Regions from separate parts of the Homo sapiens genome. Here region 1 is linked to region 2. A link is a contact called in ENCODE Hi-C or POLR2A ChIA-PET data. All regions are on one chromosome and are shown on one strand. Each heading gives the region's core, a stretch centred on a gene start or an enhancer-like site at or near the end of the contact. The rest is flanking DNA. Distances are from core to core; before and after follow the strand shown.

The links. Hi-C counts contacts between places; a loop is a spot of excess contacts on that map. ChIA-PET counts read pairs that join two places held with the same protein, here RNA polymerase II (POLR2A). Pooled maps may share reads with other maps.
Region 1: a map of GM12878 shows a loop between it and region 2 (2.7-fold over the local background). The contact joins two enhancer-like sites. A Hi-C loop is called at or near these places in 2 of 168 maps with a recorded cell type or tissue (both GM12878), 12 of 37 single-sample maps with no recorded cell type and 12 of 50 pooled maps. POLR2A ChIA-PET finds 5 or more read pairs at or near these places in 2 of 52 experiments (OCI-LY7 and activated B cell).

The regions. Positions count from the first base shown.
Region 1 is chr2:230,582,408-230,585,601 of GRCh38, forward strand. All of the region lies in intron 1 of LOC112268431 (a long non-coding RNA gene), which reads right to left. Among named protein-coding and RNA genes, the nearest start is that of LINC01907, 120 kb to the right of the region's middle. RefSeq lists enhancers at 467-686, 1,807-1,946. Within about 2 kb of position 1,289, at least 2 of the 41 ENCODE cell types and tissues checked have a DNase peak (open chromatin) inside an H3K27ac peak, as active enhancers do; they include GM12878, where a contact is called at or near this core.
Region 2 is chr2:230,446,216-230,449,864 of GRCh38, forward strand. SP100 (SP100 nuclear antigen) reads left to right here. Exons shown (of 29, transcript NM_001080391.2): 5 at 604-687; 6 at 2,873-2,935; 7 at 3,346-3,495. The region is part of intron 3 of LOC101928816 (a long non-coding RNA gene); the gene reads right to left. Among named protein-coding and RNA genes, the nearest start is that of SP100, 32 kb to the left of the region's middle. RefSeq lists an enhancer at 1,725-1,994. Within about 2 kb of position 1,701, at least 7 of the 41 ENCODE cell types and tissues checked have a DNase peak (open chromatin) inside an H3K27ac peak, as active enhancers do; they include GM12878, where a contact is called at or near this core.

The DNA of each region.
Region 1 (3,194 bases), core at 39-2,538, 140 kb after region 2:
AACTTCTGTCACAATAGCGGAAAGATAGAAACAACCCATCATTAACTGATGAATGAATAAACGAAATGTGGTAGAGATGTATGATGGAATATTATTCAGCCATCAAAAGGACTTGAGATACTAATTCATGTTACCACGTGGCAAAAACCTGGAAACATCTTATTAAGTGAAGGAAGCCCAGACACAGAAGGCCACATATTGTGTGATTCCATTTTCATGAACTGTCCAGAGTAGGCAAATTTGTAGAGGCGGAAAGTAGATTACTGATTGCCAGGGATTAGGGGCAGAGGGAAATTAGATAATTGGTTAATGGGCATAGGGTTTCCATTTGGGATGATTAACCCGTTTTGAAACTAGAGACAGGAGGTCGTACAACATTGTGAATATACTAAGTGTCACTGAATTCCACACTTTAAAATGGTTAACATCTGAATTTTACCTCCTTCCCTCCCAAAAAACACAACAACAAAGGCTCTGGGTTTATCTTTTCTCATCTGACCTACGCAACCCCATACATTGTCCCTCTGGGTTTCAGTTTCCTAATCTGCAAAATGGGCACATAAATAATACTAATCTCCAAAGGCAGCCATGAGCAATAAACCCACAGCTGCCACGGAGCAGGCATTCCATCACAGTGAGCTGTTCATAATACGGTTATTTTTATTGTTGTCCTTGACTGTCTTTCATTTCCCCTCCTTCTTCCTCCCTCTCTCAAAATACCCTCATCCTCTTCTCAGCATATGCGTCACTCCCTCTTTGTGTCTTTCTGTATGACTAAGTTTCTCTTTGAATATTCCTGCTGCTGAACAACATGTCCACGTTTAAATTGGCCCCTTCTTCTGGCATCACCAAGAGTATCTTCTTTGACATTGTTGGCCATAGGCACATCCTTCTTAGCCCTTCACCGCTTCTCACTGAAGGTCTCCTATAAACTAGTAATTCACACTCAGATCCTCATTCTACCCTCCGGGTTACTGGGGGGAAAGTCTGTTTTTGCCACCTCTTGAGAGTGCTCTTGGATTCCAGCTGGAGTCAGGTCACTTTGGAATCAACACAAAGTGACCCTCAACCAGCTCTGCCACCATCCCCAGCAGTGCAGTCTTCCCTCAGACCTCGGTTCCCTGTCTCCTTTTCTTCTTAGTAGACCAGAAAACAAAGTTTTTGTCCAGACATTATTACCTTGTTTACAGGTTGGTTGAAAGCTGGGCATTTTTGTTGTCTCTTTTCCATCCCTTTTCTGGGAAAAGGGGAGCACTGAACAAAGAAAAGAATTAATTAGGGCCTGCAAGCAAGTGACCAGGAACTCCATCTCATGACCACATGAACGAAGCACCATGTGTTCTTACAATTCAGTGGGAAACTCCTAGCCCTTCAGTCACTCTGAATCTCAGTGGCTTGTGACTTGGTGTTGCTTGTTTCTTCCTCTGAGGCAGCCAAGAAAGAAAATAACAGCACAAAACCACTGAAGTCCTATAGATGATGAGCCTCTCAGGTTTTAAGGATGATGGAGCAGTAGAAAAATTGTAAACCATAATTAATCATCCAACAAGATGATCAGAGAGGCGTGAAAGCTTATCTCCATACAAATTCTGTAAGTGGAATGTCTCTGTGAACTGTGCAAATCTTACAGAAGAAACAAAGGGATTTCCCGAGGAGAAGAGCTAAGATCCTAGAGAGATGCCTCTAGGTAAGAGAAACCCAACAGCCTTAAAGGTGGGGCTAGAAAACAGCAGAGTTTTGGCTAAATTGGGTCTGGAAAGATGAGAGGCTCCCAAAGAGAGAGGACATGGTGGAGGAACTAGACAGACTTCCCCAGGGGTGGCCCAGACCCAAGGAACAAAGGGAGGACTCTCTGAAGTCTACAATCAGGGAGCAAATATTGCAGCACTGGGAAATGTCCTGAGACACCTGGACCAAGGTCCTCAGAGACTGCCAACGAAAGGAGGCCAGGGCGCAGGTTAGTTATATTCACACCGCCTAGCACAGGGCCTGGGACATGTAAGCATTTCTTTATTATTTTTTTTTAAAGGAGTCTCACTCTTTGTTGCCCAGGCTGGAGTGCAATGGTGCGATCTCAGCTCACTGCAAACTCCGCCTCCCAGGTTCAAGCGATTCTCCTGCCTCAGCCTCCCGAGTAGCTGGGATTACAGGCATGTGCCACCGTGCCCGGCTAATTTTGTATTTTTAGTAGAGATGGAGTTTCTCCATGTTGGTCAGGCTCCCGACCTCAAGTGATCCGCCCGCCTCGGCCTCCCAAAGTGCTGGGATTACAGGTGTGAGCCACCGCGCCCGGCCGCATGTGAGCATTTCATGAATACTTGCTAAATGAGCGACTGACCAAGTGAAAGAATGAAAACCAGACCTAGACCCCAAAAGACAGGGGAGAGAATTGATTACCCTTTTTGAAGCTTTTATGAATCTCAATTAAATCGGGATACTCCTTCAGGTTAATCCTGCTGAACAGGACTGACAGAACTGAACAATCAAACACCTTCTCCAGGTGGCAGAGAACCTGATACACAACTCTCTGTATAGGAATCGAGTTTATACGGGCTTCTTGAGAATACTGTTAAAAAATTCAATGGTAAAAGTATACAAAATAATAGCTTTAAAGTTAAAAAAAGATTGACAATGTAATTGCATAGAATACTTCCATTGTTCTCAGTGTAGGCTACTATTTTTCATGTAATATTCTAGAACTCCTTAAATATTTGATCCACTGCGTTAGAAAAACAAGTCAACCCTTCCTCTTGTCTTTTGAGCTCTCATCCTGCCCAGGATGCCGTGGGAATAAATCTTATGGTGATTTTGTTGTCTGCGCAGCAGTCACTGCCCCCACACTCCCCACCTTCCCCCTGTGGTATGAGAAGTCCTGAACAGGCTCCCAGAGATAGGGAGATGGTTCTTCCCTTGCCATAAAGAACACAACAGGAAGAGTACAATCACACACTGAAGACATGGCTTCCTTCTCTGTACCTCAGGGCACTGTTCAAAACACCTGAATTCCAAGGCTCCAGAACTACCCAAGAAAATTTAAACACTTTAGACAAGACAATAGCAAGGCAGAAATTTGTTTGATAACAATTATAATGGCACAATTCTCTGGAGGTTTCATCTGACATAAATAGACATTACAAAGAAATACTGCTTCCATCATCTTAGCTATCTTAATTTTGTTTTATTCTTGTATATTG
Region 2 (3,649 bases), core at 451-2,950:
CTCCCCCCTCAGCCTCTTGAGTAGCTGGGACCATAGGTGTGCAACACCACATCCAGCTAATTTTATTTTTCTTTTCAAAGATGAGGTCCAGCTATGTGGCCCAGGCTGGTCTCAAAATCCTGGGCTCAAGCAATCCTCCTGCATCGGCCTCCCAAAGTGCTGTGATTACAGGTGTGAGCCACTGCACGTGGCTGATTTTCTGTGATTACAGGTGTGAGCCACTGCACCTGGCTGATTATAAAAAAGTGGAATCTCTCTAGGACTTGAGACCTTCTCCCCAGGGAATTCCCCAGTTTCTTCCTTACACTTGATATATGCCTACCCTGCCATCTGACAATTTTGAGGGTAACACAGCTCACAATGTTTCCATTACTCCTTTATCCTTAAATCTTGAATGTCTCCTTTTTGTGTAGGACAATAAAGCCTTCACTGTTGGGGTCTTCTCTTCTCTGTCCCAGGGGATGACGGGAGAACTTTAGGTCATGTGGAACCCTCTGAGCTCTGAGTCACCCAAGGGCTGGAAATTCCTAAAAGCATGATTTCCAGACATTGTCCCTGGTCCCTGTAGATCTCTAATTGCTTCTTCTCTCTCCCACTCTTCAGTAATCCATGACAAATTGCCTCTCCAAGAAAGTGAAGAAGAAGAGAGGGAGGAGAGGTCTGGCCTCCAACTAAGTCTTGAACAAGGTAAAAATGACAGAATAAAAGCTTTTTTCTAAGAGAGGTTAGGGATCCAAGGTTCTGAGTGGAGATTGTGAATCAGGGAAGACATATGGAAGGACTATGGAGAAGTCAAGGAGAGAGTTATATGAGCTTCTAACCAGGTGCAGGGTCCTGGAGAAGTGGCCATGACAAGGCATAGTTGGCTCAATAACCATGAGGGAATCAGAACCAAGCGTGTCAGTAGGCCAGATTTACAGATGCCGACTACCTAGAAGTAATTGTAATTTAGAAAGGTCCCTGTAGGGGATCAGTGTGAAGTTGCAAAGGGTTAAGAACCACAGCCCGTGGCCCGTGGTCAACATCAAAGAGGAGACCCCTGGGGAAAGAAAGGCTCCTGTTTTACCTGTACTGTCATATTCACAACACTTCTGACACCAAACATGTCGGTGATCTCCCCACATCAGTCAGTTCTCCAATTCTCTGTAGATACCATCTGATATCTTATAATTTAATTGAATTCTGGCACTAATTGCCCAGACTTGGCACGGACTCCGCAGGTTAAGGGCTCATTCCCATAAGAATGCCCCCCACTTCAGATGCCAGTTGCAAGTCTCAGGTTGTGGCCTGTGCCTGTAAATTGGAGGTTCCCGCAAGCCCTTCATTGGCTTTCATACTTTCCTAGTAGATCACACAGATCTCATGGAAATGTTGACTTATATTTGACATTTATTATAAAGGATACAACTCAAGAAGAGCCAAGTGGAAGAAATGCATAGGGCAAAGCGTGGGGAAGGGCACAGAGCTTCTGCCCTCTCTGGGACACGACTCTCCTGGCACTTCCATGTGTTTGCCAACCCAGAAGATTTCTGAACCCAGTCACTTAGGGTTCTTTATGGACATTCCATTATACAGCCTGGATTGATTAAATCATTGGCACCTGATTATTAAGTTAACCTCCATCCCTCCTCTCCCCTCCCTGGAGGTCAAGAGGTGGAGCTGAAAGTTCCACCCCTCTAATCTCATGTTCAGCTCCCCTGGCAACCACACCCCAATCCTTAGGGGCTTTCCAAAAGTTACCTCATTAACATAAACCCAGGTGTGGTCGAAAAGGGGTTGTTATGAATAACAGAAAGTGCTCTTTTCACTTGTTATGACTTAAGATGTTTTAGGGTTTTAGGAGCTCTGGCCAGGAGCAGGGAATTAAGACTGAAATGTATATTTCTTATATCACGGGAGAAACTTGGTGATGGCAGAAGAGGGGACAAATTTAAATGTGAGGATGTTGTTCAAGAGCAGGAATATTCAAAGAGAAAGGCGGTCATGTAGAGAGACTCAGAAAGGAAGTGATGCACATGGGAAGAGGATGTAAGTACCTAGAGGACAAAGGAAGGGAAATGAAACCGTGAAAAGGGGTAAAAGACAACAAAAATAACCTTGTCATTAACAGCTCACTTTGATTGAACATCTACTCTGTGGCGGTTGGTTTAATGCTCATGACAGCCATTGGAGATTAATATTACTTATATGCCTATTTTGCAGATAAGGTAACTGAAATCCAGAGATACCACAAATGGAGTTTACATAGGGTCAGATGAATAAGGAAAAACCCAGATGTTCTACCCCAGAGCCTGCATTCCTAACCCTGTGCTATCCAGGCAATCTAAAAAAATAAAAACAGAAAAATGAAACAAAAATGAGGAAATATTTGCAGACAAAAAGATCCAGAAAAAAAGAATACCAAGAGCTGGAGGAAGTAGAGGCTACTCAGACACTGAGTCCTCATGGAAAAGCCAATGAGAAAGCATGAACAGATGTGGAGAGGGAGGGTGTTGTGTGAAAGGGGGTGGGCATGAGGCAACCAGGACTTCAAAGAAACTGAGCTAAGGGCCCTGGGCAGGGTAGCTCTGGGGACAAAGGCAGGATCACTCTGCCATCATCACTTACCAGAGTGTCTCACAGAGGACACGCAGCAGAGTTGTCTGGCCAAGGCCCCTGTCATCCAGGGGTGCAGCTGACCCAGTCCCCTACTCTCAAGGCTGGAGTCTGACTTCAGTAATTAGGTAGCATCTGCCAGCTCCAGGTGGCCTTTGCATTGAGACCTAGAAGGGGTCTTTAACTCCTACGTTACAGAGACCAAAAAGGGATTAGGGGAGAATGGCAAAATCCATACCTCGATTTCTGAAATAAACTTCTAATTTCTTCCTGCCAGGAACTGGTGAAAACTCTTTTCGAAGCCTGACTTGGCCACCTTCGGGTTCCCCATCTCATGCTGGTTTGTTCCTGTTTACTACTCTTTGAGCCTCTGCTATTCTTGCCCCTTTCTGGAATGTGCTGTGGGGTTGCCTCTTTGTGTTAATGATTGTCCAGAATTTTCAGGTTTTACATCTACAGTTTTTCCATTTCTGGGATTTAAATAACAAGTCCTTATCCTCTAGGTTGCCTAGGAGGGTTTCTTCCTCCCACACCCCTTAATCACACTTGCTGCTGGTTCCTGCTGCCGCTGAGCCTGGTCGTTTTACCCATGTGCCTGCTTCACCATTTTCTGCCTGCATCTGCTTGAATCTGGCTGTTGCCTTGGTGCCTTGACCTTACGTCCATCAGTGGCCCGTGCTGTAGTGGTTGGAGGGGAGTGACAGGCAGCAGAGGGCAAATAAAATACCTGTGAATCAAACCATGGTTTAGGTACAACCCCACCTGAAAATGGACTCTCAGAGCACCCCTGTGAAACAGAACAGATAAATGCAAAGAGAAAAGATACAACCAGTGACAAAGATGATTCGCTAGGAAGCCAACAAACAAATGAACAATGTGCTCAAAAGGCTGAGCCAACAGGTAAGACTGACTGGGTTGGCATGAATGGGGAGGAGCCAAGGGGCCCTGGCTGGTGGCAGAGGAAGAGTCTAATGCACAATACAAGGAGACACCTGTTTAACAAGCAGGGGAAAATCACATAGACACAGAGGGGGCCTGTTATACAGATGAGCCT